2 separate regions of the Homo sapiens genome follow, and region 2 is linked to region 1. The links are chromatin loops, found by intact Hi-C in ENCODE. Cell type or tissue: right lobe of liver. All regions are shown on one strand. Each heading gives the region's core, and the rest is flanking DNA. Links, peaks and the distances in the headings are about the cores only.

What was found. Peaks named below come from ENCODE experiments on the same cell type or tissue, not always from the same donor. Only the 100,000 strongest peaks of a DNase experiment are listed, where the experiment ranks them.
Region 2: it touches region 1 in a loop (2.5-fold over the local background); 30 of 110 quality-filtered maps call a loop at or near these places.

What each region holds. Positions count from the first base shown.
Region 1 is chr17:42,396,236-42,400,629 of GRCh38, reverse strand. No RefSeq gene overlaps it. Among named protein-coding and RNA genes, the nearest start is that of STAT3, 10 kb to the right of the region's middle. In right lobe of liver, for the core only: no CTCF peak of the experiment used is centred there; a DNase peak (open chromatin) is centred at 2,189; H3K27ac peaks cover 877 bases.
Region 2 is chr17:42,345,246-42,349,639 of GRCh38, reverse strand. STAT3 (signal transducer and activator of transcription 3) reads left to right here. Exons shown (of 24, transcript NM_139276.3): 2 at 1,101-1,251; 3 at 2,927-3,071; 4 at 3,983-4,081. The coding sequence starts at 1,124. Among named protein-coding and RNA genes, the nearest start is that of STAT3, 41 kb to the left of the region's middle. In right lobe of liver, for the core only: no CTCF peak of the experiment used is centred there; DNase peaks (open chromatin) are centred at 2,259 and 3,699; H3K27ac peaks cover 2,437 bases.

The DNA.
Region 1 (4,394 bases), core at 95-4,094:
TGGAATTAAGAGTAGTATTAATCAGGGCTCTTCAGAGAGACAGAACCAATAGGATGGATGGATAGGTAGATAGAGGAGAGGGAATTTATTGGGGGAATTGGCTTATTTGATTATGTAGGCTAAGAAGTCCCACGGCGAGCCATCTGCAACCTGGAGACCCTGGGATGCCATAGCTTGGCTCAGTCCAACTCTGAAAGCCTCAGAATCAGGGAAGCTGACGGTGTAACTCTCACCCCGAGGCCAAAGGCCTGAGAACCCAGGAGGCCACTGGTATAAGTAAGTGCTGGAGTCCAAAGGCCAGAGAGGCTGGAGTTCTGATGTCCATGGCAGGAGAAGAGGAGAGTATCTCAGCTCCAGGAGAGAGACCAACGCAGCTATTTCTCTGTTTTTTGTTCTATGGTGGGTTAGGGGGAGCTGATTGGGTGGTGCCTGCCCACATTGAGGGCAGATCTTCCCCACTTCCTCCCTTCACATTCACATGCTAATCTCTTCTGGAAACACCTCATAAGTATTCCTTAATCTAGTCAAATTGACACCTAAACTTAACAATCACAAGTGAAGGAGGGCTGTTTTCTCAAAGGAAAACAGGGATATAGTTACCAATAGAAAAGGGAGGCTGGGTGCAGTGGCGCCTGCCTGTAATCCCAGCACTTTTGGAGTTTGTGGCAAGAGGATAGCTTGAGCCCATGACTTCGAGATCAGCTTGGGCAATATAATAAGATCCTTTTTCCACAAAAAATACAAAAATTAGCCAGGCAGGATGTTGTGTGCCTGTAGTCCCAGCTATTCAGGAGGCTGAGGTAGGAGGATTGCTTGAGCCCAGAAGTTCCAGGCTGCAGTGAGCTATGACCCAAACCATTGCACTCCAGTCTGGGTGACAAAGCAATACCCTGTCTCTATTTTTTTATTATTTTATTTTAGACAGAGCCTTACTCTCACCCAGGCTGGTGCAGCATTGCAATCTTGGCTCACTGCAACCTCTGTCTCCCGGGTTCAAGCAATTCTCCTGCCTCAGCCTCCCAAGTAGCTGGGATTACAGGTGCCCACCACCATTTCCAGATAATTTTTGTATTTTTAGTAGAAATGCGGTTTCTCCATGTTGGCAAGACTGGTCTTGAACCCCTGACCTCAAATGATCCACCCACCTGGGCCTCCCAAAGTGCTAGAATTACAGGCATGAGCCACAGAGCCTGGCCTATTTATTCATTTATTTTTTAAGGAGGGGGAAAAAAAGAGAGAGAAAGATGGGCAGACAAAACAACAGATGGTCTTTCCAAATGATCTGTTTGTGATTCTGTGCCAGGAGCTGAGAGACTTAAAAAGACAGCCAGATCTAGTCCTTAATTTTAAAGGGTTTGCAATTAGTGGGAGAGGCAGCTGTTCAAAATAGCTCAAAGTGGCCTGGCACGGTGGCTCACACCTGTAATCCCAGCACTGTGGGAGGCTGAGGAGGGAGGATTGTTTGAGTACACGAGTTTGAGATGACTGTGGGCAACACAGCAAGACCCCATCTCTACAAAAATGTTTAAATAAATAAATATTATTAGGTTGTTGCAAAAGTAATTGTGGGTTTTGCCATTACTTTGACAAAAACGACAATTACCTTTGCACGAACACAATAATATCCAGAAAGATCTTCAAGGCATCAAACAAACAAATACATCATAAGTAAATACAAGCTCAAAGACATGACTTAAGGTAAGAGAAGTAAAGCAAAGTGCAATGACAATACCCTGGAGAAGGGTTAATCCTGCTTGGGGAATATGAGAAAACTTAAAGGAAGAAGGGAGCTTTTCAGCTGTGATTCTAAACATGGGCAGGATTTCAATAGATAACTGTTGGAGGCCAGAGGCAGCATTTTACTTGATATTTGTGTCACCAGAACCTAAAAGTGTCTCAAACACAATTATAGTGGTTTATGTTACTTAGTGAAAGAGTAGGAATCAGGGGATTTCCAGGGACTTCTGCAGAGGGAGTGCTCCCTGAGTGCTGATATTAATGGAACTCAGCTCTAAGGGCTCCCAGGCTCTGTGCCTTTCTATTTCAACATTCCAAATTCCTGACAGAGAGACTCTGAGTAAGCTAGTTCACATTAGTGTTTGCCCTGAGTTTAATAACGCCCGCCAGGCACAGTGGCTCAGGCCTGTAATCCCAGCACTTTGGGAGGCCAAGTCAGGTGGATCACGAGGTCAGGAGTTCAAGATCAGCCTGGCCAAGATGGTGAAACCCCCGTCTCTACTAAAAATACAAAAATTAGCCGGGCGTGGTGGTGAGCGCCTGTAATCCAAGCTACTCGGGAGGCAGAGGTTGCAGTGAGCTGAGATGGCGCCACTGTACTCCAGCCTGGCAGAATGAGACTCCGTCTCAAAATAAATAAATAAATAAACAAAAAATAAATAATCAAAGGCCAGGAGGACAGGATCATATAATACAGATGTGGCTGAAGGGACCCATTTCAGTGTCTGATTGCAGGGAGGAGGGGAAACTCCCAGGAAAAGAGGACCTGTGAGCTAGGCAGGTACACAATACGTGTGAATGAAATGCAAGCAGTGATACGGGGCAGGGAGGTTCTTCAGGCAAAACGAACAGCGTGAAAGCAGAAAGGCATAGGGCTGAAGGCTTGATTAATAATTATAGAATTATGGTGTGAGGCTGGGTGCGGTAGTTCAAGCCTGTAATCCCAGCACTTTGGGAGGCCAAGGCAGGCGGATCACCTGAGGTTGGGAGTTCAAGACCAGCCTGACCAACATGGAGAAACCCCATCTCTACTAAAAATACAAAATTAGCCGGGCGTGGTGGCACATGCCTGTAATCCCGGCTACTCGGGAGGCTGAGGCAGGAGAAACCCTTGAACCCCAGGAGGTGGAGGTTGTAGTGAGCCAAGATTGCACCATTGCACTCCAGCCTGGGCAAAAAGAGCGAAACTCTAGCTAAAAAAAAAAAAAAAAAAAAAAAGACAAAGAAAAAGAAAAAAAAAAGAATTTTGGTGTGCTAGAACTAAAAGGGCTCTTGTTTTTTGTTTTTCTTCTTTGTGATGGAGTTTCGCTCTTGTTGCCTAGGCTGGAGTCCAATGGCATGATCTCAGCTCACTGCAACCTCTGCCTCCTGGGTTCAAGCGATTCTCCTGCCTCAGCCTCCCAAGTAGCTGGGATTACAGGTACACACCACCATGCCCGGCTAATTTTGTATATTTATAATAGAGACAGGGTTTCACCATGTTGGCCAGGCTGATCTTGAACTCCTGACTTCAGGTTGATCAGCCTGTCTTGGCCTCCCAAAGTGCTGGGATTACAGGCATGCGCCACCACACCCAGCTAATTTCGTGTTTTTAGTAGAGACAGGGTTTCTCCATGTTGGTCTTGCTGGTCTCAAACTCCCGACCTCAGGTGATTCGCCCGCCTCAGCCTCCTAAAGTGCTGGGATTACAGGTGTGAGCCACTGCACCTGGCTTAGGACCTGACTCTTATCTGCTATGCTGCATGGTCAGCTGGAGAGTATCTTCCAACAAAAAACACTTTAATGCAAATTCACTAAAGTTAGAATTATGTTCTCTATTTGCAGATGAGGATGCTGAGGTTCAAAGAGGTTAAGGAGCTAGCCCAAGGTTGCACAGCTTCTTCTGTGTCAGAGCCAGGATGTCTCGCCTCAGCTCCCCTCAGCTCTCAATTTAATGCAATTGCTTCTATCAACTGCTGTGATGGTCAAGGGAGGAGAGAATGTGTAGGAAGGAAGAGGAGGATAACAGCTCTAGATTCAACGCAAAGTTAAGTAAAATGACTAATAAGATATTGACGTTTGGGAGGCCGAGGCGGGCAGATCACGAGGTCAGGAGATCGAGACCCTCCTGGCTAATACGGTGAAATCCCGTCTCTACTAAAAATACAAAACAAACAAACAAACAAAAACCTAGCCGGGCGTGGTGGCAGGTGCCTGTAGTACCAGCTACTCGGGAGGCTGAGACAGGAGAATGGCGTGAACCTGGGAGGCGGAGCTTGCAGTGAGCAGAGATCACCCCACTGCACTCCAGCCTGGGCGAGAGAGCGAGACTCCATCTCAAAAAAAAAAAAAAAAAAGATATCAACGTTGATGAGGAGGTCCCTGGTAGCCCTTCAAGAGCTCTGTCCTATGAACAAGAGAGGGCAGAAACCACCTTGATGGAGCAAGTGGGGATGAGGACATGGGGCAATGAATGTGAAGTGATGGGGGTAACTTGAGGAAATAGCAAGGTCAGTATAGGAGAGAGGAAGGATCTTCAAGTCAGAAAGAAGAGAACAAGTGGAGAAGGTCAGGAAGGAGAAGAGAATTGAGAACACTCAAAGAGGGGAGAGGCGGGATCAAGAGCACTTCCATGCATTCATTATTTATTGAGCATCTATTATGTCAGCATGTTGACT
Region 2 (4,394 bases), core at 144-4,143, 51 kb after region 1:
TGGGACAACTTTTATGCCTGGCATTTTTCTTTCCTTCTCTGTTGTCCCAGACTAAGCAATTTTTAAAATAGTTATTATTTGTTGAGTAGGAGAATCTCAGGCAGATCTTCCTGGATCCTCATTTATACTTTTAAACCTGTAGTCTTGGAATTAGTGCTCTGTCCCCCAACCCCAAACATCCAATTTCTACATTTTGGCTACAGTACAGGTTTACTGTGTATAACTAAAAGGGCTGTGGAGGAGAAAGAAAGGAACCGACATTTGTTGGGCATCTGTTATGTGCCATGCACTGAGCTGGATGCTGTAGGAATATCTCAATACCTCTGAGGAGTGGGAATTATTATCTCTATTTTATAGACAAGGGAATAGAAATCTGGGAGTTAAGTAATTTTTTAATTTCACACACTTCTGGTAGATAATGGATTCTAGAACCTGGCATAATAGCCACTTGTCATCCCAGTGTAAAAGAGATGTGTGGCCAGATGGGGTGGCTCACATATGTAATCCCAGCACTTTGGGAAGCCGAGGCAGGAGGATGACTTGAGCCCAGGAGTTCAAGACCAGCCTGGGCATGTTTTGTTTGTCTCACGAAACATTTTTTAAAAAATGAGTGTGGCATGGTGTTGTGTGCCTATAGTCCCAGCTCCTCGGGAGGCTGAGGTGGGAGGATCTCTTGAGCCCATGATCATGCCATTGCACTCTAGCCTGGGCCACAGAGCAAGACTCTGTCTTCAAAAAATAATAAAAAGGAGCTGTGATTATCCCAAGGTGGGGATTGTGAATGTGTTTGTATTGTTCTAAACTGGGAGAAACAGGCTGGGTGTGTTGGCTTATGCCTGTAATCTCAGCACTTTGGGAGGCCAAGGTGGGAGGATCACTTGAGTCCAGGAGTTCAAGGCCACCCTGGGCAACAGGCAAAAAATAGAGACCCCATCTCTATTTTTTAAAAATAAAATAAACTGGGAGAAAGAAGCAGGGTCCTCCCCAGAGCATCTTTATCCCTAGTCACAGACCTGACACCTGTGTTGGGCAATGGCTACTTCTAGATTGTTTACCCCTACTGGGACTTGTGGTGAACATATGCACACTTTGGTTTACAGTTGGGACCCCTGATTTTAGCAGGATGGCCCAATGGAATCAGCTACAGCAGCTTGACACACGGTACCTGGAGCAGCTCCATCAGCTCTACAGTGACAGCTTCCCAATGGAGCTGCGGCAGTTTCTGGCCCCTTGGATTGAGAGTCAAGATTGGTAAGTCCTTCTTAAGTGACTCTCCAAATTGTTAGGTTTCAGTTTGAGTCAAGAGACATGAACTCTTAATGTCATGCCTTGCTGTTCCATTAAAAAATGTATGGGTACAGGTGATGGGGAAAATGAGATCAGGAGATAAAGGGGCACCCTTTGGTCTTGTAAAGCCTTTTTTATCTTAGAAGGGCATGTGGGCAACTGTCTTTGACACATTGAAACCGCCTGTATGGTGGTGGATGTCTTGAAGGTTGATTTGGACCTCATTTACTTGGGCAGATCCTCTATATATTCTGATAATCCAGTGATGTGGTAGACATATTTTTTCTCTGAATGTGAATTCTGTCATAGCTAGAACTTTGGGTTGATACTTGTAATTCCCCTTTAGTTAAAGGAAGGAGCCACAGGGGTGTATTAGTCTGTTCTCAATTTGCTATAAAGAAATACCTGAGACTGGGTAATTTATAAGAAAAGAGGTTTAATCGGCTCATAGTTCTGCAGGCTATATAGGAAGCATAGCAGCATCTGCTGCTGGGGAGGCCTCAGCAAGCTTCCAATCATGGCGGAAGGCAGAGAGGGAGCAGGCAGGTCACATGGCCACAGCAAGAGCAAGAGAGCAAGGGGGAGGTGCCACACACTTTTAAACTATCAGATCTCACAAGAACTCACTGTCTCGAGGACAGTATCAACAGGGATGGTATTAAACCATTCATGAGAAACCCACCCCCATGATCCAGTCACCTTCCACCAGGCCCCACCTCAAACAGTGGGGGTTACATTTCAGTATGAGATTTGGGCAGGGATGTAGATCCAAACTAGATCACAGGATAAGGGAAGTAGATTCCATTCATAGAGCAGATAATGGCACAGATGTCCAGCAACTATTTTCTTCACTTTAATATGCTCAGGCTCACTACTGATTTTGGTTTAATTCAGGCCAGTGTTAATATGACCTGGTTTTTCCAGAATGCATACTCTGATTTGGTGAAGGGCCAGGAGGTGATTCACAGATGTTGGAGATAGGCCATCCCAGCCTGGGATTACTTATTTGTACTAATAAATCTGACCAGAGTTAATTGAGGGTTTAAAGCAAAACAGCATATCTGTCTACTTTGCTCAAATATTTTACAAATACAACAGATTATGAGAGTGGGTAATAATATCTGGAATAATTGTTTTTTTGTTTTGTGGTTTTTTTTTTTTTTTTTTTGAGATGGAGTCTGGCTGTAGCCCAGGCTGGAGTGCAGTGGTACAGTCTCGGCTCACTGCACCTCTGCCTCTTGGATTCAAGCGATTCTCCCGCCTCAGCCTCCCGAGTAGCTGGGATTACAGGTGCCCACCACCACACCTGGCTAATTTTTTATTTTTAGTAGAGACAGCGTTTCACCATGTTGGCCAGGTTGGTCTGGAACTCCTGACCTCAGGTGATCCGCCTGCCTCAGCCTCCCAAAGTGCTGGGATTACAGGCATGAGCCACCATGCCTGGCCTGGAATAATTGTTAATAATTATTACATTGATGGCATTTTATTGCTGAGCAAGAAGAATCTAACATGATGAATGGGTTATAGCATCAGGTTTGCTTTGTTTTTTTGTTTTTTTCCTCTTTCTTGATGGTGATTTCTGTGTTTGTGTGTATGCGTCGGCTTCAGAGCCATTCTTTATCATTCTTCCTTTTCCTAGGGCATATGCGGCCAGCAAAGAATCACATGCCACTTTGGTGTTTCATAATCTCCTGGGAGAGATTGACCAGCAGTATAGCCGCTTCCTGCAAGAGTCGAATGTTCTCTATCAGCACAATCTACGAAGAATCAAGCAGTTTCTTCAGGTATGATGAGAAACTGAGGACAAGGAGAAACAGGACCCGCAGAGTCGGGTGTTAGTGTTCTTTCCTGGAAGCATCTCTTTTCTCATTTGGCTAAGTAACGAGAATCTATCTTGTATTTTCAATCACAGGAGAAGTAATTAGCCCTTTCTCAAAGCTCTGTATACTTACCCGTGAGCATCATTACCTGAGAATCACTTCTCTTGTCACAGTTGAAGTAATAAAGTGATTGTTATGTTAATCATACATGTTAGCATGTTAACGCGGTCCACTGATAGGAAGATGACTCTCACTGTTACATGTTAAATGTTTGACCATAATGGGATACTTCTTGACTAAGTCAGTAGCTTCCCTGCAAGACCAGGATAGTATACTGTGTAAAGACTCAGACAAGGCCAGGCATGGTGGCTCACGCCTGTAATCCCAACACCTTAGGAGGTTGAGGTGGGAGGATTGCTTGAGCCTGGGAGTTTTGAGACCAGCTTGGGCAACATAACAAGACACCATCTCTACAGAAATTTTTTTTAAAAACTAGCTGATTGTGGTGGCATGCACCTGTAGTCCCAGCTACTCAGAAGGCTGAGGTGAGAAAATTGTTTGAGCCTGGGAGGTCGAAGCTGCAATAAGCCGTGATTGCGCCACTGCACTCCAGCCTGGCGGACAGAGTGAGAGCCAGTCTCAAAAAAAAAAAAAAAAGACTCAGGCTAATGTGCCTTCTGTTACAGAAATAGTAACGACCTCCCCTTCGCCCCCCGCCGACAGAGAGCCTTCACCCAGGCTCTGAAGCCTTTGTTCCGTTGTTTCCTAGAATAAATGCTTTCCTTGATGAATACATTAGTTTTAAGGTGCCACAGTTCAGTCCACATCTCCATGGTCTGCTGCTGATTTTTATTCTCTTTCTCTCCTACTTATAGAGCAGGTATCTTGAGAAGCCAATGGAGATTGCCCGGATTGTGGCCCGGTGCCTGTGGGAAGAATCACGCCTTCTACAGACTGCAGCCACTGCGGCCCAGGTGAGACCTGAGACAAAACAAATCCCTGGTCTGGGAGGAATGGAAAATCAAACAACTTTATAATGAGATAAATTATTAGATCTACTAAAAAAGAAGGAAAAGAAATTAAATAGATCAATAATCATAAAAATACATTGAAAAACTCTAAAAAAAAAGAAAGTTCCACCCCCCAAAATACATTGAAAAACTCTAAAAAAAAGAAAGTTCCACCAAAAGAATCCAACAGACCCAATGGTTTAAAAGTTTTGTTTTGTTCTGACAAATTTTCTTTGTTTTTCTTTTTTTTTTTTTCTGAGACAGAGTTTTGCTCTTG